2 separate regions of the Mus musculus genome follow, and region 1 is linked to region 2. A link is a loop called in an ENCODE intact Hi-C map of the cell type or tissue named here. Cell type or tissue: heart. All regions are shown on one strand. Links, peaks and the distances in the headings refer to the core of each region. The heading gives the core; the rest is flanking DNA. Region 1 overlaps Fam187b (family with sequence similarity 187, member B). Region 2 overlaps Hpn (hepsin).

What was found. Peaks named below come from ENCODE experiments on the same cell type or tissue, not always from the same donor. Only the 100,000 strongest peaks of a DNase experiment are listed, where the experiment ranks them.
Region 1: it touches region 2 in a loop (2.3-fold over the local background); 2 of 42 quality-filtered maps call a loop at or near these places.

The regions. Positions count from the first base shown.
Region 1 is chr7:30,985,282-31,000,218 of GRCm38, reverse strand. It overlaps Fam187b (family with sequence similarity 187, member B), which reads right to left. Exons shown (of 2, transcript NM_001242647.2): 2 at 10,493-11,239. The coding sequence ends at 10,876. It overlaps Gm42377 (a long non-coding RNA gene), which reads left to right. Exons shown (of 3, transcript XR_881943.2): 3 at 10,227-10,480. It also overlaps the pseudogene Gm18196. Among named protein-coding and RNA genes, the nearest start is that of Fam187b, 11 kb to the right of the region's middle. In heart, for the core only: no CTCF peak of the experiment used is centred there; no DNase peak of the experiment used is centred there.
Region 2 is chr7:31,089,551-31,104,487 of GRCm38, reverse strand. It overlaps Hpn (hepsin), which reads left to right. Exons shown (of 14, transcript NM_001110252.2): 6 at 859-988; 7 at 1,065-1,187; 8 at 1,294-1,334; 9 at 1,562-1,727; 10 at 1,820-2,010; 11 at 4,587-4,682; 12 at 4,840-4,982; 13 at 5,109-5,273; 14 at 5,415-5,763. The coding sequence ends at 5,453. Among named protein-coding and RNA genes, the nearest start is that of Hpn, 18 kb to the left of the region's middle. In heart, for the core only: CTCF peaks have their summits at 4,699, 5,713 (motif pointing right), 6,697 (motif pointing right) and 9,520; DNase peaks (open chromatin) are centred at 4,697, 5,047, 5,257 and 6,697; H3K4me3 peaks cover 821 bases; H3K27ac peaks cover 700 bases; H3K27me3 peaks cover 444 bases.

The sequences.
Region 1 (14,937 bases), core at 3,974-11,973, 110 kb after region 2:
TTTAAATTTTGAGACACTGTCTTACAGTGGAGCCCCTTGCTGGCCTGGGGATCACTATGTAGCTCAGGCTGGTCTCAAACTCATGAGGTCCACCTGAGCGATTAGAATAAAGACATGCACCGCCATGCCCTGTGCTGTTGTTGTTCGTTTATTATTTTTTTTTTGTGTGTAGGTGTGTTTGTACATCTGCTTGTCTGTATATGCACCACATGCAAACAGTGTCAGAGCACCCCAGAAGAGGATCTTTTGATCCCCTGGAACTAGGGTTATAGACGATTTGAGCTGCCCCGTGGGTGCTGGGAATCAAACCCAGGTCTTTGGCAAGAGCATCAAATGCTCTTAACTGCTGAGCCAACTCTCCAGTCATTAATTTGAGACAGGGTCTCACTGTAACCTAGGTTGGCCTTGGCCTTGAAATCCTGACCCTTCTACATGCTGGGAATATAAGAATATGCCACTCTGCTTGGGTTAATATGACTGGTTTGTTTGTTTGTTTGTTTGTTTTGGCTATAACTACATGTAACTCAAAAGCAAGGACCATAACATGGATAAAGTGAAGGCCATGTCTGTAATCTCGGTGGTTGGTAAACATAGACAGGAGGGTCAGGGGTTTAAACTGTCATCCTAGTCTACATAGCAAAGTCAATGCGGGGCTATCTCTGACATTCTCTGAAGCAGAAAATAAACAAATGAAAGTAGGATTCTAAAGCCACCAAATTGGGTCCAGTACCCAGACCCAATACTTCCAACTAGTGTCCCCTTAGATGTGGATTTAATTTCTCCATGTTTCTATTAATCATCTGTAACGTTAGAATGCTAGTTATTTATGATGTGCTATGAAAATTAATAATGTGTACTAGTTAGGTTTCATTGTCAACTTAGCACAGCCAAGACTCCTCTGAAAGGAAAAACCTCAACTGGGAAATTGCCTGGATCAGATTGGCCTGTGGCCATGTCTATAGGGGGTCTGCCTTGATTGTTAGTTGATGTGGGTGGGAAAAGCCCACTATGGGCAGCACCATCCCTAGGCATAAAAAGATCTAGCTGGGCATGATGAGCCTGGGAGCAAGCCAGCAGTGTTCCTCCATGGTTTTTGCTTCAAGCTCCTATTCTGAGTTCCTACCTTGACTGTCCTCAGTGGTGAACTGTAACCTACAAGTGTAAGCCAAATAACCGGTTTCCTCCCCTAAACTGCTTTTAGAGTGTTTTGTTACAGCAACAGAAAGGAAACTAAAACAATCTGTACTTAAAACAGTACTTAGCACACAGTACCCAGATATGGTTATGGACCCTGTTGGTCATATTGATCTAAAGGTTTGCTCTCTCTCTCTTGAGACTGCCAGGCTGTGATGTGTCAGGAGCCATAATGGGACAAGCTAATAACTAGCAGATGATCATCCTGAAGTGGCCTGCTTCGGATTATTATATAATCTGCAACAGGTGAGCCTTCATTAAGCAAGGCTGTGATGAGGGACTCATTTTAGGAAAGATTCCTGCTATTAATATGCTTGTCCTGTTATTATTAAACATATATAACAATCACTAAGTACTAGCACACCCCTTTGGCACAGAACTCTGCAGATCCACAAAGATGTACTATCTTGTAATGATGCTATATAGTCAAATTAGATGACTTAAGTCTGTGTTTGTTTGTTTGTTTGTTTGTTTTCTCTGTGTAGCCCTGGCTGTCCTGGAACTCACTCTGTAGACCAGGCTGGCCTCAAACTCAGAAATCCACTTGCCTCTGCCTCCCAAGTGCTGGGATTAAAGGTGTGCACCACCACGCCCAGCTGATGACTTAAGTCTTGATGATGATCCTTAAGAATTGCTAAAATTATATCTGTGGTTATTAAGCTCTTTCATTTATGGGACTGCTATTAGGTCCCTTTCTGATAGTCAAAGCTGCAAGGAGAACTCAGTCTCCCAAGCGTCACCAGTTAATTGCTCTTAGAGAGTAACCAGACTTTCTCCTACTCAGAGCATATTCCAAGAGGTAACCAGAGGTCACAAAAAGGGAACTAACGATTTATTATAGGTGCTAGGGCAGAAGATAAAATATTGACTGGGTTTATCTATATAAAACTTCACTAATCACTTAGTTCTGGTTTTAACCCTTCAGTGAACCTGTGGAGCTGAGACAGGTGATGGATGTTTAGCCAGATAATTACTCCTAATGGATATGCATGTAAACATTCGCCATTGTAAACTTCTATTTCAATTTATGATTTGATTTTTTTGTGTGAATTTGTGATGAACTTTGTAACATATGTGTGATGGCCTGAGTTTGAATCCCAGCACCCATGTTAAAAAGCTGGATTAGGCTGCCCGTGCCTGTAGTCCCAGCATAGAGGACAGAGACTGGTGGGTCCTGAAACCTCACCTGCCAGCCAATGAGGCTGAAACAATCTGGTTCCACCATCGATCCTGCCTCAAGGCAGTATGGAGGAAGAATGATAGAGAAAAACCCCAAATTCTGCTCTGGCCTCTGCATACGTGCAGAAGGTTGTGCACACCCACATACTCACAATTTATGACATCATCCACGGATGAATCCACTCATCAGCTCAGGCCCTCATGACCCAGTCACCTCCCTTGGGTTGCATCTGAAAGCTGGAGACCAGGCCTTCTTGGAGACACTTCAGGTCTAATGCAAACTATCAGCTGAGCCCAGCCTGTAACAAGTCAGCCTGCACCACAATGGGGAAGCACTTTCCTACTATTTGAAGGGGATAAATTTGGGCCGGACTCTTACATGGTAGTGGGTAATTATTACATCTGGCTCATTCCAGTGTTGTCAGATGTTAGAAATATCATCTGATGCCAGGTGGTGGTGCACACCTGTAATCCCAGCACCTGGGAGACAGAGGCAGGGGAATTTCTGTGAGTTTGAGGCCAGCCTGGTCTACAAATCAGGTGTCAGAACAGCCAGGGCTGTTACACAAAGAAACCTGTCTCAAAAAGAATTTTTTAAAAAAAGTTAAAACACATACACCCCCTCTAATGGTTTCTTTTCAAAGGTGTCTGTAGCCAATTTAGGTCCAGCTCCTAGCAATGGAAACATTAGACTGCTGCCAGCACCTCCTAGTTTGGCTATTTCCCACCATCCAAACTTTACTGAGTAACACCCCTCTCCCCTTACCTCCCTATCCCCCCCCAATACAAACTAGAAGTTGAGAATAGAAAAAAAGGGGGGGGCAGGTGGTGGTGGTGCATACCTTTAATCTCAGCACTTGGGAGGCAGAAGCAGCAGATCTCTGTAAATCTGAGGCCATTCTGGTCTACAAAGTGAGTTCCAGGACAGCCAAGGCGACACAAAGAAACCCTGTTTTGGGGGGGAAAAGTCTTGCCTACAAGGTCATGTTTCTGATAAATGTTAAAATAAACACGGAACTGGAAATTTTCTCAACAGCTAAGAGTAGGCATTGCACTTGCAGAGATCCTGAGTTTGTTTCCCAGCACCCACATAGAGTTGCTTACAACTGCCTGTAATTCCATTTCCAGGGGAGTAGATGCCCTCTTCTGGCCTCTGGGGGCACTGCAAGTATGTGGTGCACATAAATTCCTGAAGCTACACATACACGTACACATAAAAATAGACAAATCTTTACAATAAAATAGTGGGGCTGGAGAGACAGCTCAGTGACTAAGAATACTGGCTGCTCTTGCAGAAGACCTGGGTTCAATTCCCAGCACCCACATGACAGCTCCCAACCACCTCTAATTCCAGTCCCAGGAGAGCCAGTGTCCTCAGCTAGCTTGTTTGAGCACTGCATGCACGTGGTGCACAGACATGCATTCATATACATGAACGAAAATAAAATAGAGTGCAGTTGGCACACACTCTCAATCCAGCACAGGGGAGGCACAGGCAGGTGGAGCTTTGTGAATTTAGGGCTAGCCTGATCTACATATTAAGTTCTGGGTCTCCTAGGGCTACATAGTAAGATCCTGTCTCAGGAAATAGAATAAGGAATCTCAAAAGAAAGTTTAAAAACAAAATAACCATGAGGCTGGGAAGAAAGCTGAGAAATTGCAAGCCCACACTGCCAAGGACCTGAGTTCAGTTCCCAGAACTCAAGCTGGGTTGCTTACAACCACCTGTAGCTCCTGCACCAGAGGGATCCAATAGCTCTGGTGTCTGCAGGCACCTGCACTCAAGTGCACACACGTAGGCTTAGATTTTTCAAAATCTACTTTAATAACAGTTCTCAAATGTTTCAACTCCCCCTACCTCCTAGCCCTCCATCCAAACAAAGGTAGGGGAGAAACGATGGTAAATAGGACAAGGGGATGTGGACCTGTTTAGAAGTAGTTCTTTGGGGCGATTCTAATCTCTGTTCATCACAATACCAGCAGTCCAGTTCAGCAGTGTCAGGATACCAAACACAAATCAGCACAATCCAGCAGAAACAGCCAGGCCTCTGCTGAATCAGCAGGACTGACCAGAACCAGCCAAGATGCCAGGAGAAGTTCCCCACTGTGCTTCTCTCAAGGAAGTGAAGATCAACGAAGACCAACAAAGAGCCGCATAGCTCAGGCGCCATGCAAGTGCGCCATCACTGTCTGTTGAGTCCTATTTATGCTCTCTCTAGACATCACATGTCTTCCCTCTGGGCTAGCCTCAGCAAAACACCATGTGTACTGGCTAGTTTTGTGTCAACTTGACACAGCTGGAGTTATCACAGAGAAAGGAGCTTCAGTTAAGGAAATGCCTCCATGAGATCCAACTGTAAGGCATTTTCTCAATTAGTGATCAAGGGGGAAAGGCCCCTTGTGGGTGGACCATCTCTGGGCTGGTAGTCTTGGTTCTATAAGAGAGCAGGCTGAGCAAGCCAGGGGAAGCAAGCCAGTAAAGAACATCCTTCCATGGCCTTTGCATCAGCTCCTGCTTTCTGATCTGTTTTTCAGTCCTGACTTCCTTTGGTGATGAACAGCAGTATGGAAGTGTAAGCGGAATAAACCCTTTCCTCCCCAACTTGCTTCTTGGTCATGATGTTTGTGCAGGAATAGAAACCCTGACTAAGACACCATGTGAGTCTGCATCACATGACACAACCAGAAACTTCCATTTCACCTACACAGACATATACACACACACACATAAAAATAATAAAAAATAAATATTTAAAATCACAGTAAACAGGACGTAAAGTGAAGCCACGCATAGATTTTTGTTGAGAGAAAAGAAAACTGTAGGCTACAGAGGGACAGGAAGCTCTCGTTGGTGATGCATAGGATTCCCCTGGCTACTCCAAATGGGGAGCAAGGACCCTGTGTTAGGGCTTATTACCTGTTCTCTGTGCTCAGTCATCATACATGCCATTGTAGGCTGATGCCTTACACCTTCCAAAATCCTGAACTTTAGTCCCAGGCCCCACCCTGGAGACGCTGTGTTAGGTTGCACTGAGTCCCCGCTCCCCACCTCATATGGCCTCGAAACTTTTAATTTTCTTGGATGTCTGCCACCACATTTGGACAAGTCTGGGTTGCCCTGCTAGAAAGACCACATGAAAACTCAGCGAATGGCATTCAGCTCCCAGATGAGGACACCCTGCCAAGCTCAGGGAGAGCCAGCCTATGAGGGCTAACTTACCAACTTGATTGGATAAAAACCTCTTAGGAGATTAGTGGGCCCACCTCTGAGTGTGTCCGTGAGGATATTTCCAGGGACAGACTGTGAAAGGTCTAATCGATGGAGAGATTCAGCATTTAAAAGGAGGGAGCAAGAGAGATGGCTCAGTGGTTAAGAGTGCTGGTTCACCTTCTGGCTCAGCCACCCACACTGGACAGCTCACAACCACTTGTAAGTCCAGTTGTGGAGGATTGGGCACCCTCTTCCAGCCTCCTCTGGCACCTGCACGCACATGACATACATTCAAAGGCGTACACACACTTTAAGAATTAATAGACTCTTGGGAGGTAGTGTGTGGGGCCAGCGGAACCGTGTCACCAGACAGAAAATCTGGGAAAGTCAAGCAGATTAAGAAACCCTGGCAATTCTCATAATTGAGAACAGCAGGTGGTTGAATCTCCTCCAAACCAGATTCCTGCTGAAGCACATGATCGAGACACCCCACTAAGAGGTCCTTGGCAACTGGTCACATAGCAGAGAGCCCAGAGTTCTCCATCCCAAAGAGGTATGTAGATTGGCCCTGAGGGTTTGGCCTATAAGCTTCTCTTCCCAGACATCCCTTCCTCTGGTCCACCCTGAATAAGTCATATGCATCCATTTTCCACCATGAATAAACAGTTTGGTCAAGCAAGGACTGTCTCTCTCATCACGAGAACCACCTTGGGGGCGGGAGCCGCTGTTACCTAGCCTATCCTCAATGACCTAGGCTCCTGGCACTCACCCTGTGCTAAGCCAAATTCTCGCCTCACCCCCACTCATCTCAGGCCTGTGGGCCTGTTCTCAACTCCTCGTGGTTCCCAGGCGCCTGCCCCCCCCCCACCCCCACCCCCGTCTTAGGCTGCATTCTGCCTCCCAAGCAGTGTTGGCCTGCCATGAGCTGGTGCCCCAATTGCGGGGAGGAAGGACATTTTGTCCCCCACAAGCAGTGTCTCAGCACCGCAGTGACCAGACCAGGCAGAACACAGACCCCCAGTAGTGTGACTGTTGACATTGGTGCTTGGTTAGAGGAAATGAACAATGGGAGTGGGGGGTGCTTGAGGGGTGGGTGTACCCTCCCTGTTCTGCTTTACTTCCTGGCTGGCAGGAGGGTTACAGATTTCCTGTGGTACCCTTCTGTCATAATCTCTCTGCCGTGCTATTTGTCCTCACAGCAATGGGGCCAACAAGCCATGGAACCTCCGAAGTCAGTAGCCAAAATAAACGAGATAGCTTGTAAATTCTCTCAGGTATTTGTCTCCATGACAGAAAAATAGAAAATCTACCCAGAGCTGCTGATCAGAGAAGTGTGCACATTCCCAGAGGGCTGTCCCAATGACTTGCAAATGTGTAAAGTGTATTTTTATTATTATTTGAAATCTCAGAGGTGTGTTTGACTTTGCAGCCGCAACTGATACATGGCCCATTTACCCATAGGAAAAGGAATTCACCTTTCTGGGTCTCCACTTCCTCCCTAGACTCTCACTGTATGCTTATTGGGTCCCTATGTTCCAGCTCTTTCAAAAGTTGGGCATACCATAGGGAAATAACAAATTTCTGACCTAGAACTCTGTTTAGCTAATTAGTGAAAAAAAAAACATTAATTTTATGAAAGTAGTAAGTTTTGGAAGGAACATGTATCAGTCAGGATGAACCAGGCTGTGCTGTGGTAACAAACATCTCCCATGTCTTAGTGGCTTACAATCACACCAGGTTACTTCCTGGGGGCCACATCTGTTGTGGGTTGGCTGCAATTCTGGTGGATGGTTAGCCTTTATCTCCAGCACGGGGGGGGGGGGCTCTGCAGAGAGCAAGAGAACCCTGGGTTCCTGTCCCCTCTCTCATTCTCTCTCTCTCTCTCTCTCTCTCTCTCCCTCCCTCCCTCTCTCTTAGTCTGAAAGTGTCTCATGTTAACCCTTCTGTACCTAAGGAGATCAGAAATCACCTTATCCTATGCTGAGGATGTAGAGACAGGAATTACGGGAGCTTCCCCAACTGTTCTAAAATTATCTATGTCCTGGGAAGACTCCATGGTGTTGACAGAACTCATTTCTTGCTGTCTGTATAGCTGAGAGATCAGGCTAATTGCTGGCCATCAACTAGAGGCCATTGTGAAGTCCCAGAGGCCATTTACAGAAGTCCCTATGGTCCCTAGCTCTGCAGTTCCTTGTCACACAGTTGATGAGGGAGTTGGCCTTCTTACTGTGACAAAATGCCTGCCTGAGATTATCAGCTTATCAGGAGAGAAGGTTTATTTGTGACTAACAGTTCCAAAGGCCTGGGTGCAGGGTTGGCTGCTTCAAAGGCACGTGACACAGGAAGTTGCTTACTTCCTAGCAGCTGAGAAGCAAAATGATGGAAAAGCACCAACAGCCCTTCAAAGACGCAATCCGTTCCCCTCTAAAGGTTCCGTTTCCCAGTGGCGGCACAGGCTGGGTACCAGGCTTGGCCAGGTGACTCTATGGGGGGCATGGATTGAAATCACAGCAGCTGTGCATGGCATCAAGCCATCAGACACTCTGCAAAAGTCTGAGACGGAATTATGTGCTGCCACCTCATTGTGACAATGACGGCCCAACACCTTTGTCGGAAAGTCAGAAGCAAGGGGCCCAGAAAGACAGTTCAGCCGTTATGCACACTAGCTGCTCTTCCAGAGGATATAGGTTTGATTCCTAGTACCCACATGGCAGCTCACAACCATCTATACTATAGATGTGCAGACATACATGCAGATAAAACATGTATAAAATAATGCATAGTATAGTTAAAAGATACAGCCCATCATGTTGGGAAAGGCACAGGGACAGCAGCATGTGGCAGCTGGTCACATTGCATCTGCAGTCGGGAAGCAGAGAGGAATGACCACTGGCACTCTGATTGCTTTCCCCTTTTATGGTCTGGAAACTCGGCCCCTGGAGTGGCAGCTATCCACAGTTAGAGTTAGGTTTTACCAGAAATCCCTTTGCAGACTCAACACAGAGGTACGTCTCCTAGGTGATTCTAAACCCATCAAGTTGACAGCCAATCTCAGCCATCATGTCTAGTCCACACTTAAAGCCCCACACAGAGATGTGGGCACCAAGAGGTGGAAAGTCACAGGTCCCATTGGGGTGCTAAGAGCTTCCACTTTGGTTAGGAACCTTCAGGGCTGTGTAGACAGGCCACTAACTCAATGAAGAGGCTTCAGTTGGTTGTCACTTATCCTTCTCAGGCTACCACAGTGGGGGCTACTGCAGGTAGAGGATACCTAGGGGTAGATAGAGGTTCCTGCTGGGGAGGGTGCTGGTGTGTGTGTGTGTGTGTGTGTGTGTGTGTGTGTGTACAGGTGAGTGTGCAGGTGTGTGTACAGGTGTGTGTGTATACAGGTGTGTATGTACAGGTGTATGTACAGGTGTATGTGTATAGGTATGTGTTCCCATGTGTATAGGGCAGTGTCCCTCCCTCCCTCTCTCCCTTCCTCCTTCCCTCCCTCTCCCCTTTCCCTCCCCCTCCCCCTCTCCCCTATCTTATTCCTTTGAGACATGCTCTCTCACTGAACCCAGAGTTTGGCAGCCAAAACCCCATACCCTCCTGTATAACCTGAGCCCCAGTTCTGAGGTTATAGGTACACAATGGACACACCTACCTTCCTTTTTTTTTTTTTTAACATAGAACCAAACCAAGTCTTCATGATCTTACCCATTGAGCCATCTCCGCAGCCCCTGAGGTCTCTTGAATAACCCATCTATTAACCGCCCTTTCCCCAAGCTCACTGTATGACCCCAGGCCTTAATGTACCTTCTGTGCCTTAATGTTCCCAGCTATAAAACAAAAGGCGGCTGATAGTAACAGCTGACTAGTGGTGGCTTGCGGGGACACGATGTTTATGGAAAAGTTTATGTTTTGGCACATGAAGAGGACCAAAAATATTGACTATTTTTATCATTGTTATTCTCAGCTTCTGCTTCCCCAGCCAGTCCCAACAGACTCTTGGGAACCTTCTCTCATTCTGCAAGAACCTTTGAGTCTGGTGTGTCATGTGAAGCCTTTGGTGTGTGGTGCACAGAGGGAGCTTAACCCTGATTTCCTGGGCCTACATTTGGCCCTGGGAGCCCTTCCTGTGTGCCCTGTCAAGACTTCACCATGTGAATGTAGGGCAGTGAGTCTTAAGAGGCATTAATATTTCATGTCTTGCTCTTGGGTTCTGCTAAACCGTGCGTGTAGTTTCTGGGAACAGCCAAACCCAGCCGTTCCTGCTGTTCAGCTGAGCAGGGCCCAGCATCTTGTCCCAGAGCAACAATGAAGGTTCTTCCCTCCCAAGAATATGCAACAATAGCATGTGTCTAAGCTAAGGGGATGTGTGTGTGTGTGTGTGTGTGTGTGTGTGTGTGTGTGTGTGTGTGTGTGACAGCGGCTATGTCTGTGATGTAAGAGGAAGGTGCCCTGGGGGCCAAGCAGGGAAAAGCACTAGGGATCCATTGCAGACCAAGATGGGGAAGAGGTGGGGCTGGGAGATGCCCATCTGTGTCCTCCATCTTGTCCCTGGAAGAGAGGGCTGAGTGATGAGGACACAATATGCAACAGAGACACCTGTTGTGATGTTATCAATATCCCTTTCCAGCTGGCATGTTCTTTTTAGGAGGAGGAAGGAAGACCCAGACTCAGGAAGCTTGGACCCCCTCCCTGTGGCTGCACAAACAGCGACCATTCTCTGGGGAAGAGCAGACTCTTCGATGGAGCTGTCTACAAGTTGTACAGAAAGTCTAAGAAAGCAGTTTTCATGTATGACATCACCTATGCTGGACCTTTGGGTGATGCAACTACTTTAGAGTCACCCTTGCTCATATAAGCACCCCTCATTCTCCTGTAAGGAACTCCAATAAAGTCACTACTTCACCAAACCAGTTTCATGTAGTCATTTCTTTAGTCTGTCATTAGTGTCTGATCTGGGAAGAACAGATGGTTGTTCACAGCTGCCCAGAGAAAGTCACACCACACACCCTGAGAAGGTTCCCTCCTTCCCTTTCTCCTTCTAAGGAACCCGAGAATTCCAAATCTCCAATCACTAGACAGACTTCCCTCAGTTTTCCTATCTGTACAATGGGGGTGATCAATAGGTAAGCCGAGCAGGGCACAGAACAAAGAGTGAAGTGGCCACTAGATCTTAATCCAGGTCTTTGTTGGCTCACACACCTCCAGTGGCTCATGTGGTGCCACTTATGGATGGCTAGAGCTAAGGATGGGACAGTGGAGAGATACCAGGTCCTCTTGGCTACAGAAGGCTCAGTTTATTTCACCAGGAGGACCTGACTCCTCTTCTTGCCGCAGACAGGACGGAAAACCACCTTACAGAGAAGCCCTCCAACGGCCAGTACAGAGATACTCAGCACCATCAACTTCAATCTCCTAAGAACGGAGTCTGCCTTGTCTGGCTGGATTCTGGGCTGCCAAGGGTTCTGGGCTTTGGATTGTCTCTCAGTGGGGTTGAACTGGGCTATGAGCTCCTGCTCCACAAAACATCTGTAAGTGGCAGGCTGGAAGACCTTCAGGTGCTGGCCACCACTGTGCAGGTCCATGATGGTGCTGACCGTCTGGCCAGAGAGCTGGTCCTGCCATGTCAGAGGGCTGTTGTCAGCTTCCCAGTGGACAGGCCTGCATGGGAGGAACATAGGGTCAAAGTTCAGGGTCCTGGAGAGAACAGCTTCATGTTCCCTCTACGGAACACTATAGAAGTTACCATGGGTGCTCAGGAAGTATGGCCTGGGAAGCGTCTACCTCTGACTGGCTGGGTGGCCTGAGCCAAGGACACTAGTTTCTTGAGTAGCCCTCCTAAACATCACAATTTGTTCACAAGGCCCATCCAAACTCTATGCATTTCCCAGAATCTCAGAATGAAACCTTATTTCGAAACTGGGTTATTGTCAATGTGTTGCAATGACATCATATTGGGGGGTAGACTGGCCTTGAGGTCCAATATGCCCAGTGACTTTTTAGAGCCAAGGCAGATAAAGACTTCCAGGATGAAAGCCAAGAAAAGATGGAAGAGAGATGAGCAATGAAGCCTCCAGCCCAGGAACATCAAAGAGCCTCTGGTTCTCACAGAAGCTAGAAAAAAAAAAAATCAGGAATGGATGCTACTCAGCATCTGAGAGTGTGAGCAGTAGCTACTCCCCCAGTGCAATCCCTGAGACAGCTTGCTTCTGACTTCCAGGCTCCAAAGTGGGGAGAAAATACAATTATTCATTATTGTTGTTGTTATATCATTATTTGGTTTTGAGACAAGGTCTTATTATGTGGCCTTGGCTAGCCTGGAACTCACAGGGATCCACCTGCCTCTGCCTCGCAGTGCTGGGATTAAAGGCATGCACCCCCAAGCCCAGCCAAGTTTTATTATCTTAAGCTGCAGTACTTTGTGCTAGTAAATGAATACAACTCAGGGTCAGTCCTATTTCTCATTGTGGGGCCAACATATCTGAGAAAACAAATTAAGGAAGCCAGGAAGCAGAGAAGAATGGGAAGGCGGTAGAGACAAGTCTGTCTCTCTCAGGCACACCCTACTGACCTACTTCCCCCAGCTTAGTCCCCACTTTTTCTACCATCTCTCAATAGTGCCATTCAATTATGACTCCATCAAGGAATTAGTCTCAGAACCCAATAACTTCTCTAAAAACCTGTCAGTTGGTAACCAAACCCTTAACACATGGGCTCTTGGCAAGGGGAACCCTTAATATCTGAACAATAACAATTCACATTTGCTCTTCACCAGTTCATGCTCACCTTAAAGCCAAGAGTGTTCATTTAATCCATACCCAAGAGTCCCCAACAGTTAAGTGTGTTCATGGATGTGTGCATGCAATTGTGCACGTACATACATACGTGTGCATACATGAATGTGAGGCCAAGGGACCATGTCTGGTATCTTCCTCAGTCTACTTTTATTTTCTTTTAGGGCTTCATTCATTCATTCATTCATTCATTATTTTTATGTGTATGAGTGTTTTGTCTCCGTCTATGTGTATGCACCACATATGTGCCTGGTTTCCACAGATTCCTGGGTCTTTAGATCCTCTGGAGCTGGAGTTATAGACAGTTTTGAGTAGCCACGTGGGTGCTGGGAACTGAGCCTGGGTCTTATGCAAAAGTACCAAGTGCTCTTAACTGGTGGGCCATCACTTGTGTCATGTCTGTGTACACGTGTGCAGAGTGCAGGTGGCCAAAGAGCAAGGTCCCTCTGGAGCTGGAGTTACAGGTACTGGTGAGCCACCAGACATGAAGAGTCAAACTCAGAGCTGATAGAACAGTAATCATTCTTTACCACTGAGCCCATTCCTCCAGATCCTCAACCTTTATTTCCTGAGATAAGGTCTCCAAAACTCTGCCAGGTTGGCTAGCCAATGAGCTTCAAAGATCCACCTATCTCTATCCCACCCCCTTCCAGAGCCATTGTTACAGATGTCTGCCCTCAGGCCTGGTGAGTGTTGTATGGGACAAGTATGGGGCGGATCTCAAACCCCCATAACCTGTCCTGCAGGCATGTTATGGATAGACGTGGCCCTAATATGGATCTTTCAGACAGCAAAGCTGAAGGCAAAGGAGCCAACAGAGGCCAATCCGTGGCTGTAAGTGTAGCAGCAGCCACAGGGGCAAAAGAAAAACTTACTCTGCTGAGACTCCCCTCCCCAATATAACTGACAGCCAGAGGCAGGAGCAGGCAACCCAAGGGTGTCATCACTGGAACACTGATAATTTTCCACACCTCTGTAGAGACCAAGACCAGAGCAGACCAGAGCAGACCTGACTTGAAACTTTCAGCAATTTTTGCTAGGTCCAGGGTTCTTCATTCTCTAACCAAGTCTGACAACTCTACCCTGATTAGTCCTATTCCCACCTTAGTTGCATAGGCACACTCAGCCAATTGAGACCTACCTAGCTGGTGCCCTGGGGCCTCTCAAAATCAGCCTCTCTGCAGTTTTACCAACAGCATGGCTACAGGAGTCAACAGAGGACAGAGAGAGGGAAAACTGTCTCTCCAAGACTCCTAGGAGCACATGAGCTCACTTCAAGACTCTGGTAGTAGCTGCAGACAGAGGGGCTATTGCCTGCCTCTGCTTCCAAGACGCCCAGACTCCTTTGGGCTACAGAACTGAATTCGTGCCTGCAGTGGCTTCCCATCCTCCAAGATCCACTACTGAGGCCAGCAGTGCAGTGCTTTGAGAGCTGCTGCTACAGAGACCTGCAAGTGCTCTAAACCTCCTATAGGCTCCTCTGACCTTGCTGGCTGTTTCTCTGTCTATATTCTGACACTGACAGATAACACCACAGTTAGAATCAATTATTCTTGAACCACAAACTCCATACACCCATGTCTTCCTTCTGCTTTGGTCTCTCTATCCTGGACCTCTGTTTTACTCCAAGCACCTTCCACCAGACCACCAGATCCTTGGGAATCCCTAGGGCCCAGAGAAGTTAGCCATACTTGTGTGAGCAATCCAGCTTTCTGTGGCTTTAGGATTTGAGCTCCACAGTGTGTGTGTGTGTGTGTGTGTGTGTGTGTGTGTGTGTGTGTGTGCACGCGCGCGTGTGTGTCCAACACTGGAGGTTGTGATGCTATTTCTCAACCTTTGCATTATGGAGCCATCACACACTCAGAGATCCTCTGGCACTGGCTACCGTGGCTCAGATCAGTGGTTTTGTGGAGTTTAGATCACCTCTATCTTCCAATTGCCTCGGGTGGGGGGGGGGGCGTGGTATGTAAAGCCTGAAATTACCTGTGCAGGCACAACTTTCCTGGAAAATGACTCTCCACAGTTACTGCCTTGTGTGTGGTCACACTGATGGGACTTGTTTTGGTCTCTTATGTCAGCATTGTTAAGGGTGTGCTGAGGGGAGGACCCATAGAGGACATGGGGAAGGCCTTCGGGACTTGTGGGTATCACCTCATTGCTGGGCTTTTATTCTTTAAGGCTACATATCTGTCTACACTCACCCTCGAAACGAGTTCACAGGGAGTCACGGGAAACCCTTCCTCCTGGCTCTATCCTGTAGTGATGCCCTCACTCGGTCCTCTAATCGATACCTTGAGGAGTCAAAGTCCAGTGGGTGATAAAAAGGTTGGTGGCCAAAGACTCAAGTTAAGCAGAAAGAACACCTGATGCACATCAAGGTCTTGGGGGGCGGGGGTTGATGCTTTTAGGCCTTATCTCATTATTATGGTTTCGATCAGCCTGAAGAGACGGCTCAGTATGTAAGAACACTGGCTGTTCTTCCAGAGAACCTGGGTCTGGTTCCCAAATCCACATGGCAGCTCACAGGCATCTGTAACTTCAGTTCTAAGGGATCCAATGCCCTAT
Region 2 (14,937 bases), core at 2,475-10,474:
GTAGAAGCCACCCCACCTAGCTAAGGTGACTCTGGAATCTAGAGTCACTGTTTAACTCCATCTCGCAGGTTTTGCTTTGGTGACAGAAGAGCCTGGGTTCTCCTCGTTTCCTCCTCTTCCTCCTCTCCATTATTATCATTATCATCATCATCATCATTAATCGAGACAGGGTTTCTCTTTGTAGCTCTGGCAGTTCTGGAACTCGTTCTGTAGACCAGGCTAGTCTTGAACTCACAGAGATCTTGCCTCCACCTCCTGAGGGATGGAATTAAAGGCATGCACACCACCATCGCCAGGTTAAAATGTGTAGCCCAGGAGACTCGAAACTCATGATTCTCCCGCCAATGCCTCCTTTGGCAAATTCTAGGCACATGTGCCGAGACAACACACCCTCCTCCTCTTTTGATAGGGAGCTTGAACTGTTCTTGAACTCAAGATTCTGTTTTCGTCCTCTAAGCGCTAGGATTACGTACTTCTTTTCTGCCATGCCCCTTCTAACCTTTCGTTTCTCTGTGTCATATTTATTTAAACGTTTTAGTGACCTGGTGAAATAGCTAAGGGTTTCTGACCCCCGCCCTTCCCCAAGTGGTTCCCCAAGCCTGACTGCACCCAGATAGGATCTCTGGACTTGATCAGCCACAGTGAATACCCTGCGCAGACTCCCTCTCCCAAGTCAGATGAAGTCAAGATCCTGCAACTCCGCTATCTCAGTCGGGGAGAGATACGCACTAGTATAATCCAACCTAGTAGTGGCTGCAGATACCACCTATGGGTCATGAAGGGTGCAAGACGAGAGCCCTCAGGGCCTCAGGCAGCCAGGGAAACTGGTGACCCAGGCCCGGTTTTGTCACCTTGCAGTGCAGCTCAGTCCAGGGGACTCACGGCTTGCGGTGTTTGACAAGACGGAGGGAACGTGGAGGCTACTGTGCTCCTCACGCTCCAATGCCAGGGTGGCAGGGCTCGGCTGTGAGGAGATGGGCTTTCTCAGGTACCCGGGTGGCCCTTGGGGGTAGGGAAGGGGATGGAATCGGGCCAGAGGTGGCTCTGACCCGAGCCCCGCGCAGGGCTCTGGCGCACTCGGAGCTGGATGTGCGCACTGCGGGCGCCAACGGCACATCGGGCTTCTTTTGCGTGGACGAGGGCGGACTGCCTCTGGCTCAGAGGTTGCTGGATGTCATCTCTGTATGGTAAGCAGGGCGGCTGCGGGTGGTAATGGCAGGTCTCCAAATATCATTCTAACTGGTCCCCTGATTTATCTTTCTGTCGCCACCCCTCTCCTGTGTCTTCTCATAGTGACTGTCCTAGAGGCCGATTCCTGACTGCCACCTGCCAAGGTGAGAGCGTGGGGGTTGGACGCAGTGGGCGCTGGGGAGGGCACAGATCTTTCTCTACATGCAGCCCAAGACTGGAGTTCTGGGACTCCAGGGTGGAGTGTGTCCCCACAAACATGTCATGTCCCTTTGAACAACCCCAAGGTTGGGGGAGAGCCTTGTTCCCACAAACTGCTGGAGTAGGGTGGTGTCTCCTCCCATTCTAAATCTTCCTTGTCACCTCTCCACAGACTGTGGCCGCAGGAAGCTGCCGGTGGACCGCATTGTGGGGGGCCAGGACAGCAGTCTGGGAAGGTGGCCGTGGCAGGTCAGCCTGCGTTATGATGGGACCCACCTCTGTGGGGGGTCCCTGCTGTCTGGGGACTGGGTGCTGACTGCTGCACATTGCTTTCCAGAGTGAGTGTTTTCTCACAGTGCCACCTGGGGTAGGGCAGGAGAGAGGTCTGCAGAGGCTGAGCCCAGGGACTTGTTCCTTCTGTCCCCGGCAGGCGGAACCGGGTCCTGTCTCGGTGGCGAGTATTTGCTGGTGCTGTAGCCCGGACCTCACCCCATGCTGTGCAACTGGGGGTTCAGGCTGTGATCTATCATGGGGGCTACCTTCCCTTTCGAGACCCTACTATCGACGAAAACAGCAATGACATTGCCTTGGTCCACCTCTCTAGCTCCCTGCCTCTCACAGGTAAGCCTGGAGGTCTAGCCTCAGCTTAAGGACTCCAGAGACTTAGGGATCAAAGAAGGGGCCTGTGAAGCAAAGTAGATCCATCTTCAGGTTTCCCTGACGATGGCGATAACAGACCCACCATTAGGGAGCACAAACTGGATATTAGCCATGGATGCCAGATAGCACGGCTGACAGTCACACACAACCATCTGAACCTTCCTAAAGGAGTCAGTCAGTCACTGTGTGATCCAGCGATTCCTTTCCTATACGCAAGAGAAGAAATACAGACGATCATGTGGAAAACCAGTGCTCAGATGCTCTTCATAGAACATTTAGTCATGGTAACCTGGGCATGAAGCCTGGAATCCCAGCACTCAGGGGCGAGGAAGAGGCAGGAGGAACGGGTTCAAGGCTAGCCTTGACCACATAGTGAGTTTGAGGATAACCTAGGCTACACAAGATACTCTAAGTAAATAAATGAGAGGAGTGAGGAGGAGTGGAGATGTTGCAAACAGGTAAAGAATCTGAGGTTTCTTCTGGGGAGACAGAATGTTCTGCAGTAGAACACAGTGACGGTCGTGCCAATCTGGGAACATGCCAAAGCCATGAATTCACGCATACGCTTTAACATGGAGAATTAGAAGATATGCGAGTTACAGCTGTGTAAAGCTGCAGTTATATACCTCAGGAAGGCTAAACCCCTCCAAAACCGTGCAGAGGAGAGGCTGTATGTAAAGATGTCTTAGTGGTTAGCAGCACTTGCTGTCCTTACAAAGGACCCTCATTCATTTCTAACACCCACATCAAGCCACTCACAACTGTCTCCGGGGAATCCAACCCTCCTTTCTGGACTTCACAGGCAGGCACACGCATATGCATACACACACACACACACATACACACACACACACACACACACACACACACACACACACGTGAATAAAAATAAATGTTAAATATGGAGGGGCTGGAGAGATGACTCAGTGGTTATGGGCATTAGCTGCTCTTCCAAAGGACCCAAGTTCAGTCCCTAACACCCATGTGGCAGCTCACAACGGTCTGTAACTCAGTTCCAGAGGATCCAGTTCCTCACACAAGCATACATGTAGGTAAAACATCAATTAATACACATGAAATAAAGATAATTAATTTTTTTTAAAAAGGAGCCCGGTGTGGCACATGCCTTTCATTGTGGCACTGAGAGAGGTTGAGTCAGAAAGACTCTGAGGCCAGCCTGGGCTGTGTTGAAAGACCCTTTTCACAAAATACCCACAATAAATAACTGCATCAATAATAGCAAAATACCCACAATAAATAACTGCATCAATAATAGCAAGCACACACGATCAGCGGTGTGCTGAGCTTACATGTGTGTTGCATGAAACCATTTTGGTCAAAGAGAATTTATACGACTGTGGTCCCTATGAGACAAGATGGCCTTGTGACATCAGAATCTTAATTTGCATGAAGGACACTCTTAGGATCTTCACGCAATGATGACTCATCTGAGGACACGTTTCTCAGAGCGTCTGCTCGTTGCTAAGTGACTGTGCGCTTTCGTCGGCCTTGGTGTGTCCCGTGTCTGGACTCACCTTGTCCTCCCACAGTCCTCAGGGTGGCCTCTCTCGCTGATTATTCTCAGTACTCCCTCAAGTGCTTCCTGCTTTCAATGCAGCATCTGCTTCTCACCACGGTTTCTGCGAGGAAATTATGTTGTGTGTACGCTTGGTTTTCTTTTGATGCTGGGGACCAACCCCAGGACCTTGTGTACTGTGGACAAGCACTCCGATACTGGGCTATAACCTCAGCTTGCAGCATGATTATTGTTTTGCACTGGGGTTGTATGGAGGGTAAGGTGACATTTTCCATCAGGGAGACAGTTCCATCAGTGAGGGGCTGCCAGGATTGTTTGCTATGCACTGCTCAATGACAGTCCATCTCAGTGGAGGCCTGTGTGTTTATTGTTATTTTTAATATAATGATTTTATATTTAATATAATTAATTTATTTTATGTGCATTAGTGTTTTGCTTGCATGTATATCTGTGTGAGGGGGTCTGATCCTGGAGTTATAGATAGCTATGAGCTGTCACATGGGTGCTAAGAATTAAACCTGGGTCATCTGAAAGAACAGCCAGTGCTCTTAACTGGCTGAGCCATCTCTCCAGCCCACCATGTGTTTATTATTGCAGTTTTCTGATAGGTGGAAATCAAGGGTCTCAAGAGCAGGGTGTGCTTTCCATTTTCCTGCCTCTGGGCTGGAGAAAGCCTCATGACCATGGTTAAGAGCCCAAACTTGGGGAATTAAACTAACTTAGGTTCCAGTTCTGATTATGCTATTGTGTCTATGAAACTTTGGACAGAAGACATGGCCTCTTGTCCCTCCTAATGCAAAGGTCAATCCCAGTTCTCTAGGATGACTGGGGGTGAAAGAAAAAGATTTGGGGAAGAGGTGTATACATTGGAAGATGAAGGTTCCATCCTGGTAGTGATAGGATGTGCTGGGGTTGTGTGGACGGTGAGGTGGCTGGATAGCTGTGTCCCATGAAGAACAGACTGGCTAGTGGGAACCGAACTGTATGCTCTCTCTCACAGAATACATCCAGCCAGTGTGTCTCCCTGCTGCGGGACAGGCCCTGGTGGATGGCAAGGTCTGTACTGTGACCGGCTGGGGTAACACACAGTTCTATGGTGAGTTCCAAGCAATACCAGCCAACACCACTAGGAGGGGCTGAATCTGCTCTGGGGGAGGTTCGGTGGACCTCAAAGAGACCCCCAGGCCATGGAGTGGGAACCAGGAGAAAGGGCTTGTTTCCTAATTCTGGTCACCTTACCCATGTCCCCTTAGGCCAACAGGCTATGGTGCTCCAAGAGGCCCGGGTTCCCATCATAAGCAACGAAGTTTGCAACAGCCCCGACTTCTACGGGAATCAGATCAAGCCCAAGATGTTCTGTGCTGGCTATCCTGAGGGTGGCATTGATGCGTGCCAGGTGAGGGACACAGTGGGCAGTCCCCAGGCCTGACACTGTAGAGAAGGAGCTAGGGTAATGGGATCAGGGGCTCCCCACTGGAGTCATGGAGGTCTCTAGTCAGGTGTCCCATCCCCCCATCACCAGGGCGACAGTGGAGGCCCCTTTGTGTGTGAAGACAGCATCTCTGGGACATCAAGGTGGCGGCTATGTGGCATTGTAAGCTGGGGTACGGGCTGTGCTTTGGCCCGGAAGCCAGGAGTGTACACCAAAGTCACTGACTTCCGGGAGTGGATCTTCAAGGCCATAAAGGTGTGTTGCTATGGCGGGGGACTGTCTGGGACCCTAATAAGGAAAAGTAAGAGGGTACTCTGGAGAACAGGTGGATTCCCATAGGCTTCTGGGGATGGGACAAGCGTCTGAGACCTTGGAAGCCTGTGGCTCTTTCCCTAGACTCACTCCGAAGCCAGTGGCATGGTGACTCAGCCCTGATCCCGCCTCATCTCGCTGCTCCGTGCTGCACTAGCATCCAGAGTCAGAGTTGGTCTGGTGGCTCCAGCCCCACGTGGTAGGCTCCACACTGGGCCTCACATGGAATGGTTTCCTGCTCAGATCCAGTCCACGGGTCCAAGGATGCTGGATCCAAGGACTTCTCTTCCACAGTGGCCGGCCCACTCAATCCCAGGGCCATTGGCCTCACCCTCCCACCCCATGTAAATATTACTCTGTCCTCTGGGGGGCGCTCTAGGGAGCCCCTTGTGCAGATGCTCTTTAAATAATAAAGGTGGTTTTGATTAATGGGTCTCTGCGTCTACAAACGGAAGCAGCGGTGTGGACATTTTGAGAGTAGCAGAGAGGACTGAGGGCCTAACACAAATCAAAAAGGGATTGTGACCCTCCCAGTCCCTACCCGTTTGAGAAAACATTTAAGCCGATCCTGGTGGCTGACTCCTGTAGTTCCAACACTTGGGAGGATCTTCACGAGTGAAAAGCTATCCTGAGCTACGTAGTGAGTTCCAGGCAGGCCAGTCTTGGCTGCAGAGTGAGACCCTATCTCAAAAAATAAAAGGAAGGTGGAGGGGGGTGCTAAAATGCCCGAAAGAATCTGACTTTAGGATTGCTCAACCCAACAACTCTCAAATTTCCTTCACTCTGCTAGCTTTCTGCAGACTTTCCCACAACCAGAAGAAACTCGTCCCATTTCTACATAAGTGAGGGTATGTGCAGTGGATCAAGTTCATGATGCCAGTGCGTGCGTGCGTGCGTGTGTGTGTGTGTGTGTGTGTGTGTGTGTGTGTGTGCGCGCGCGCGCGCGTGTGCGTGTGCACTCCTTTTATGAGAACACAAGAGCGGAGGGCGGGGGGGGGGGGAAGCCTGGGGAGACCCAGCTCTGGGTCAGAATTGAGTCGTGTGAACTTGTTGCATTTCCCTGTACCCAAAGTGGTGCCTGGGGCTGGGGGCTGGGGACGCGGGCTGGGCCTTCAGGATCCACATGAGCTGTGTGTGGAAGACTCTTCATAAGAAAATGAGGCGCTGTTTCCAGAGAAAGTGGACGTCAATGTTCGAGGGACAATAAATATGTCTGCTTATGGGCAACAGAAAACAAAACCTTGTGGGGCAGAGAGGGGTGAGTGGCAAGCCTTGTAAGTGCAGCTTGAAGGGCCGTCCCCTCAGAGACCCACCCCTTCCTGCTCTTCCCCTGCCTGCATCTGCAGACCTCTGTAGCAGTGTAGATGGCCACCAGAGGGAGCTGCAGCCCTGGCGCTTGAGAACTTAAGGCTCTTCCCAGACAGGCTGAAAAAGGCCGGCTCAGCGGGACAAAACACTCAACCTATGCCACTTCTCAAAATTTTAAACATTTCTAAATTTATTTTTGCTGGTTTTTTTTTCTTCTTCTTGTTTTGAGGGGGGGGGCTTTTCTTTTTCTTTTTCTTTTTTTTTTCTTTCTTTTTTTTTGGGGGGGGGGGGACAGAGTCTCACTATGTAGCCCTGGCTTTCCTGGAACTCACTGTGAAGATCAAGTTTCCTTTGAACTCACAGACATCCATTTGATTTAGGATTAAGGGCTTTGTCACCCGCATTCAGCCTTTTGGGGGGATTTGGTGGGTAGGAACCCTAACTGGTCTGGAACTCTATGTCACCCAGGCTGGCCTTCAGTGTGTGACAAACCAGCCTCAGGTTTGCCAGTGTGGGTTCCCAGCCTTACCACTGCCAGCTTAAGATCTTAACTGATAAATGTTAGAATACCACACAGCCTGTTAGCCGCAAACAGAAATATCTTCAAAAACACCCTGGAGGGACTCACAGTCCATTTGTCTGGGAAACATTCTAGCCATGAGCACCTGATCCCCCACAGCCTTAGTAAGGTCGATCTTCAACACTGTATTGCCTGCAAAGAGCCCCCCAGTCCTGCATGTCACTCACAGAACACCAATCCGCCACTGCCCCTCAGGGTTTTCCAACATTGTCTCGTCTGTGGCATTTTGGCGGGTCAATCAAATGTTGGCTTGCCAAAAATGCACAAGACTCCCCTAGCATGCTCAAAGTCCTGGGTTTGAATCCGAGCAACACACACACACAACTGTATACAGAGTTGGAGGGAGGCGACCATAAATGTCCCCTTCGTAATTGTCAGCTGAAAAAAGACACCATTCCTGTGCATGGTGCCCTGTGAAGGGTTTGAACAGATTTGTTTTGGAGGAAGGAGAATGCTTGTGCAGAGGGGACAAATGGAGAGGGCATGGCATGGCCCTGAGAGGTGGGAGAGGATTGTGGCCCTCCCTATTCTAAGGGATCTGGTAGAAATTTAGGCATGTATTAATTTATTTTCCATTGCTACAGTGAGACACCCAAGGGTGAATACTTTATTCAGAAATGGGGTATACAAGCTTGGGGGGATTGATCAGTGGTAAGAGTCCTTGGTGTTCTTCCAAAGGACCTGAGTTCAGTTCCCAGTACTCAGACTGAGAACTCCTGTTAACTCCAGCTCTGGGGGATACAGCGCCCTCTTCTGGTTCCAGGAGCACATGCACTCATGTACACACACACACACAAACACACACACACAGAATTAAGAAAACAAATTTTAAGAGGTGTAAGCAGGACAGGATGCAGCACTCAGGGTATTGAAGTAGAAGGATCAGGAGTTTGAGGCAAGCCTGGGATACATAGAACCTATCCCAAAACAGAGAGGGGAGAGAAGACTGTCTTCCGCAGCACAGTAGGCTGGAATTCCAATAGCAATGAAGCCCATGAACACCCACAGTGACCAGTAATGCTTCAGAGGGGCCTGTGGGGAAAAGATCACAGGAGTAGACTGCACTCAGCAGGGGCTAGTTCTGCCCTTTCTGGAATAAGCATTCTCTTGGGCCCCATCAGAATATATTGATTCCACTTCTGCTGGCTAGTGCTATGTCAACTCCACACAGGTTAGGGTCATTTGGGATGTGGGAACCTCAACTGAGAAAATGCCCTTATCAGACTAACCTGTGGAGAAGTCTGCAGCTCATTTCCTGGATTGATAATTGATATGGGAAGGCCTGGACCACTGTAGGCCATACCCATCCCTAGACAGGTCGTCCTGGGTGGTATAAGAACGAAGCTTGGGCAAGCCATGAAGAGCAAGCCAGTAAGCAACATTGCTCTGCTTCAGGGGCCTCAGCTTCAGTCCCTGTGTTCAGGTTCCTGTCCTGACTCCCTCGGGGATGGAGTATGAGCTGAGTGTTGTAAGATGAAGTAACCCTTTACTCCCCAAGTTGCTTTTGGACATGGTACAAATAGGAACTACTGCAGCAATAGGAACCCTAAGACACCTTTCTCCCAAACCCTTGCTCTGGGCTCTGCCTTTTTGTTTGCTTGTTTGTTTTTGTTTCTTCAAGACATGATCTCACTGGGTAGCCTTGGCTGTCCTGGAACTCACTCTTTAGATCAGGCTGGCCTTGAACTCACAGAGCTCTACCTGCCTCTGCCTCCCAAGGGCTGAGATTAATTGTTTGGGTTTTTTTAAAGATATATTTATTTTATGTATGTTAGTACACTGTAGCTGTCTTTAGACACACCAGAAGAGGGCGTCAGATCCCATTATAGATGGTTGTGGTTGCTCAGGACCTCTGGAAGAGCAGTCATTGCTCTTAGTCACTGAGCTATCTCGCCAGCCCCAAATGCTAGGATTAAATGTGTATGCCACCAGCTGGAAAAGAAGCTGCTGGCTGTCAGTTGCCATAAGTCAGCTGTCCTGGCACAGCTCTGACACTTGCTGTGTCCCCAGCAGCTCAGCCCTCACAAAGAAGCAGGCAGACTCCCTGGTTTGCCAGGAGAGATGGAGCCTAGCTGACAGAGCAGAACCAGGGGCTTCTTGGATGTAGCCCCTGCCTCTGAGAATGACACCTAGGGACTGAGCAGGGACAGCATCCAACACTCACCTCGCCGGGCCTCCCAGCTCAGGCTTCCTGAAGTGAAGCCACATCACATCTCACCCCATCGGGCCAACAATGCCAAAGCTATACACAGCCAGGTGAAAAGGCTGAAGAAGTTGATGATGCAGGCTCACGGTGGCGCTGTGTCTTAAAGGTTCTAACCCTGGTGACCAAACTTCCAAGGGACCACAAAGGGGCGCACTGGGGCGGTGGGGGGGGGGGGGCGGTAAACCGCAGAGGAACACCAGGCCCAGTCCTGTGTGGCAAGAGACTGGGTCTTCACTCTGGGTCTTCACTTCCCCCAGCGCTTTTACTCTCCAGTGCTTCAAAAGACCCCAGTGGGCTCACCTGACAGGAGAGGGGTTCCCTGTCTTGCCTTCTCCGCCTCCAGGATTTTTTTTCTTTACTCCTTTGTTTGCATTGTTTAGAAAACAGACAATTCAGGGTCCCATGTAGCAGAGGCTAGCTCAAATTCTCTATGTAGCTGAGGATGGCCTTGGCTCTTTTTCTGCCCGTCTCAGCCTCCTGAGGGCTGGAGTGACAGACATAAACCCACCCTGCCCTTTCTGTCAGACAGAATCCCTCTGCTTTTGTGAGTTGCTTTTCTCACTGCTGTGACAAAATCCCTGCTATAATTTACGGGAAGGTTTATTCTGGTTCATGGTTTTGGGGTGGAAGATACAGTCTGTCATCATGGGAAGGCATAGTTGGTTGGGACAGCCAATCACGGTGGTGGGAGCCTAAACCCAAAACTCTTCATATCTTGCAAGATCAGGATGCACACAGACAAGCAAACTGGAAGCAGAACCCAGCACCGGCATCACCCCCAGTGGTGTCTTCTCCAGCCACTTCCTCACGAAACGTCCTACAGCCTCTGAGAACAGCGTCACCAACTAGGGACCCCGTATCCAGACACAGGAGACTGTGGAGGACATGTGGGATTCAAACCTTGACTGTAACTCAGGCTGACCTAGAATTTACTACCCTTTTGCCTGGGTTTCTGGGATTACAGACCTGCGCCTCCACACACAGCTGGAACAGTGGGCTCGGAGCAGCGTGATTGTTAGAATCCACCCAGTCAAGCAGAGAGTAATGTGTAGTTTCTTTCTCTCCCTAGCTCTTTCTCAAGTGCAGAGGCTGCCATGATTAGGGAGGGATGTGACGGCCATTAATTTTACATTCAGAAGTAATTGCTGGGAAGGTTCAAATAGTGCGGGTGTGTAGGGAGACGGATTTTTGGTTTCTGCATAAAACGTGGTGTTATTGCAATAATGCGAGTTAATCAAGGAGCTGCTATGCTGCCCTGTGCCAAACAAAACGCCCAAACCTAGCAGGGAGTAATAACCCTCCGATCAGGCTCACTGGATGAGTGGCACAGAAGGTTGGACAGGGATAGCTGTGTCTGCTCCGTGATGCTCTGCCCTTGGTTAGCAACAAAAAGGACTTGATAAGTAGGGACTGTAGAGGCTTCCTGACCCGTGATCTGTGTCTAGGCTGGAGGGCTGGCCTCCATTGGGATGACTGACTCTTCTGAGTAGCTTGTGCCCCTCTCCCATCATGACTGCCTCAGGACATTTGCACTTCTTAAAAGGTAGCCCAGAAGCCGGGCATGGTGGGGCACACCTTTCATCCCAGCACTTGGGAGGCAGAGGCAAGCGGATTTCTGAGTTTGAGGCCAGTCTGGTCTACAGAGTGAGTTCCTGGACAACCAGGGCTACACAGAGAAACCCTGTCTCGAAAAAAAAAAGTTAGCCCAGGGCTCCCAAGTATTTCGGAAGTCTTTGCCTTTGACATTGCAGCCCTGCCTTTGCTTTTCAGCCGCCAGTCTACCTGAATTCTAAAGATAGGGACATAGATCCCACCTTTCAGTGGAGAAGACGTCAAAAAGTTAGGGGCCGTTGTTTTAGAACACCCACTGGATCCAGTTGGCAGCTGACAGAGCCAAGAGATAGTCTCTTTAAAGGTCCAGCCTGAGAGAACTGCCTGATGTGACCCAAAAATGGTTTGACAGGAGAAACAGTTGTCATGTGTGATGGTTTGTATATGCTCTGCCCAGGGAGTGGCACTATTAGATAGTGTGGCCCTGTTGGGGTAGGTATGGCCTTGCTGGAGGAGGTGTGTCACTGTGGGCATGAGCTTTAAGACCCTTATCCTAGCTGCCTGGAAGCCAGCATTCTATCAGCAGCCTTCAGATGAAGATGTAGAACTCTCAGCTCCTTCTGTACCATGCCTGCCTGGATGCTGTCATGTTCCTGCCTTGATGATAATGGACTGAAGTTCTGAACTTGTAATCCAGCCCCAATTAAATGCTGTCCTTATAAGAGTCATGGTGCCTGTTCACAGCAGTAAAACCCTAACTAAGACATCACACAAGTGTGAAGTCCTCAGTTCAAGCCCCAGAACACAGCTGACAAGCTGGGCACAGCAGTGTGCAGTTGTAACCTCAGGGCTGAGGAAGCAGAGAGGGGGATCTTTAGGGATCACTTCCAGACAGTCGGTGTGTTCCTGGTTCAACAAGAGACCCTGTCTCAAAAAGTATGGTGAAGGTCGACAGAGGAAAACATAAGCACGCATGCTTATGTGAAGATCTGCCTTTTAAAGTTATAAGTAACAAAATTGTGGCCATAGTAAATTCTCAATTGCATCTATTTAATTATAAATGTTGTGTGTGGAATGAGTCGCCTGTGCCCAAGGTGTGTGTATGGAGGTCAGAGGACAGCTTTCAGTATCCCAGCTCCCTCCTTCTGTCACATGGGTTGTTGGGACTGAACTGGGCTGTCAGGTTTGACAGCAGAGGCCTTTACCAGCTGAGCCATCTCACCGGTACTTCCAGATAACTCTCTCCTGTGCCTCTTGGTCCCCCCCTGTAACTGTTTCAAATGCTGGAGGACAAGTGTGTGTCATAGCACCCTGTTCCCATTGTCCTCTGCAGATGCATGCCCAGTGCCTGACCCTGGGCAGCCTGCAGCCATGTACCCCTCCATCTGTAACAGCAACGACTCCTGCTCTGTTCTATGCATAGGCGTCAGACCTGTTTCAGGATCCTGGGTGACTTGGAGTGTATCAGGTACCTCTGTGGGCACCAAAGCACCCCAGATTATGGGGGAGCCAGAAGGCTGTTATTGGCATATTCGGGGGGAACAAAGTATCCTAGACAACTCTGATCTGAGTCAACTCAAAGGAGCTTCAACAGCCGGATAAAGGAGTGGCAACTTGGGCACGCTGGGGTTCTGGGTAGCTGAAACATCTTCATAGGGGTCTTAGGTGCTGGGTGACCACTCTACCTTACAACCTGAGGGGTGGACTCTGGGAGGGTCAGGGTGGGACAGAGGTGACTGGTGTACACAGGGGCCTGGGAAGCTCCCATGAACTGCTATTCCCACCCAGTCTGGCTGCTACTGGTCTGGATGTGGACAGGAGAGGTAGAAGAAGGAGGAAGGAAAGAGACAGTATGTCTGGGGCTTGCTCACTAGGTAGCACTATCACAGGCACCCAGGACCCAGAAAGAGGTCAGATCCCTACACACAGGACAGTGCAGGAGTCCAGCTGTTGTTACAGACAGAGAAACTGGGGTGTCCTATACCGTTTACATCACTGAGGCCATGGGGATCCTGCTCTCAGGTTCAAGCACACTCAGCAGATCCAGAGGGTGGTTCCATGGTTGTCTCAATCCATTCAAGTTGGCAATGAAGGTGAACTACCACTGTCAAATGCAAGGCTCTGGGTTTAATTCCCAATACTGGAACAAAACAAGGACCCATGAGATGGCTCAGCAGGTAGGGGGGCTTGCTGCCAAGACTGATGCCCTGGGTTTTATCCCAGGCTCACACTATGGAAGGAGAGAGCCAACTTTCTGTAAGACATTTTCTGACCTCCATATATGCACCACGACACACATACACACACATGCACACTGGGGGCGTGGCACAGTGGTAGAGTCCCTGCCTAGAATCCCCAAGTGAGGGCCTGGGGGCGTGGCTCAGTGGTAGAATGCTTGCCTAACATGTGTCTTAGTTTAATCCTTAGTGTCTCTGTTTCTCTATTTCTCTGTCTCTCTCTGTCTCTCTGTCTCTCTGTCTCTCTCTCTCTCACACACACACACACACACAATGTAATAAAATTTAAAATAATTTTAAAAGATTAGGCATCGTAGTGGATATGTGGCAATGGTTGGTGAGGGTCATCGAACCCTCAGAGACCCTCCCCTAAGCTGTCAGTCACCCTCACCCCTGCCCTGCTGCTGCTGATGTTAGAGAAGAGGTAGAAATACACGCTGTGGGGCTGCCCTGGTGTCCTTCTGGGTTGATGTTAGCCAGCCCTAGAAAGCCTGACAGCCCCAGAACTTAGTTATTTGTCTACCTTGTGGTAAGACACTAGGACCAAAGCAACTTATGAAAAAAAATGTTTAATCCATGACCCACAGTTCCAGGTTAGAGTTCTTGACCATCATGGTGGGAAGCGTGGCAGCGGGCAGGTAGGCAGGCAGGCATGGCACTGGAGCAGAAGGTGAGAGCTTACATCCTGATCCAAAAGTAGGAAGCAGAGAGAGCTAACTGGAAAAGGCATGGTGTGTTTTTCTTTTCTTTTTTGAGATTTATTTTATTTTTATGTGGTGTGTGTGTGTGTGTGTGTGTGTGTGTGTGTGTGTGTGTGTGTGTGCATATGAGTGCAGTGCCTAAAATGGTCAAAAGAGGGCATTGGATCCATTGGAGTTAAAGTTGCAGGCAGTCATTCACCGCCCAACTTGGGTGTTGGGAACAAATTCTGGTTCTTTGCAAAAAGCAATGCATGCTCTTAACTGCGGAGTTATCTTTCCAGCCCCTTCCTTTCCTTTGAGTCTCACTGCATGGCATAAGCATGCGCCATCACAATTGGGGGGGGGGTGGCAAGATACTAGGGATGAGATCTGAGACCTTGTGGGCAACTAGGCCAGCAAGAGCTTTACCACGGAACTACGCTCCCAACCAAAAGCTTTCTTGACAAGATTTCTGTTTCCTTCCTAACACACATAAGCAAAGCCAGTCTAAAGAAGGCAGGGTCACAGCCCAAAGGCTCTAGGGGAGTGTGGTGGTTTGAACGAAAAGTCCCTAATTCTTGGGCATCGGAATGCTTGGTCCCCAGTTGACAGTTTGGGTAGATTTAGGAGAGGTGACCTTGCTGGAGGAAGTATGTCACTGTAGGGCAGGCTTTGAGGTTTCAAAAACCTTGCCCTGTTTCCTGTATGTGACCTGTTTCCTGTTTTCAGTGTGAGCAGTGAAATCTCAGTGGCTGCTATTCTGATCCCTGTTGTCACTCTGTCTGCAACATTAAGGGCCCTAACCCTTTAGAACCCAGAGGCCCAAATTAACCCTGTCTTCTACAAATTGCCTTGGTCATGGTGTTTTATCACAGCTTAGAAAGGTAACTAAGGCAGGGAGTGTCGGGCCTGTCCCAGGAGTCTGATAAGGGCACAGCCCTATCCTCTACATTCTATTGGTGGCTGTGGAGGGACGAATAGGTTTGGTCCCTATAAATTTATATATTTGAATGCTTGGCCATAGGGAGTGGCCTTGTTGGAGGAG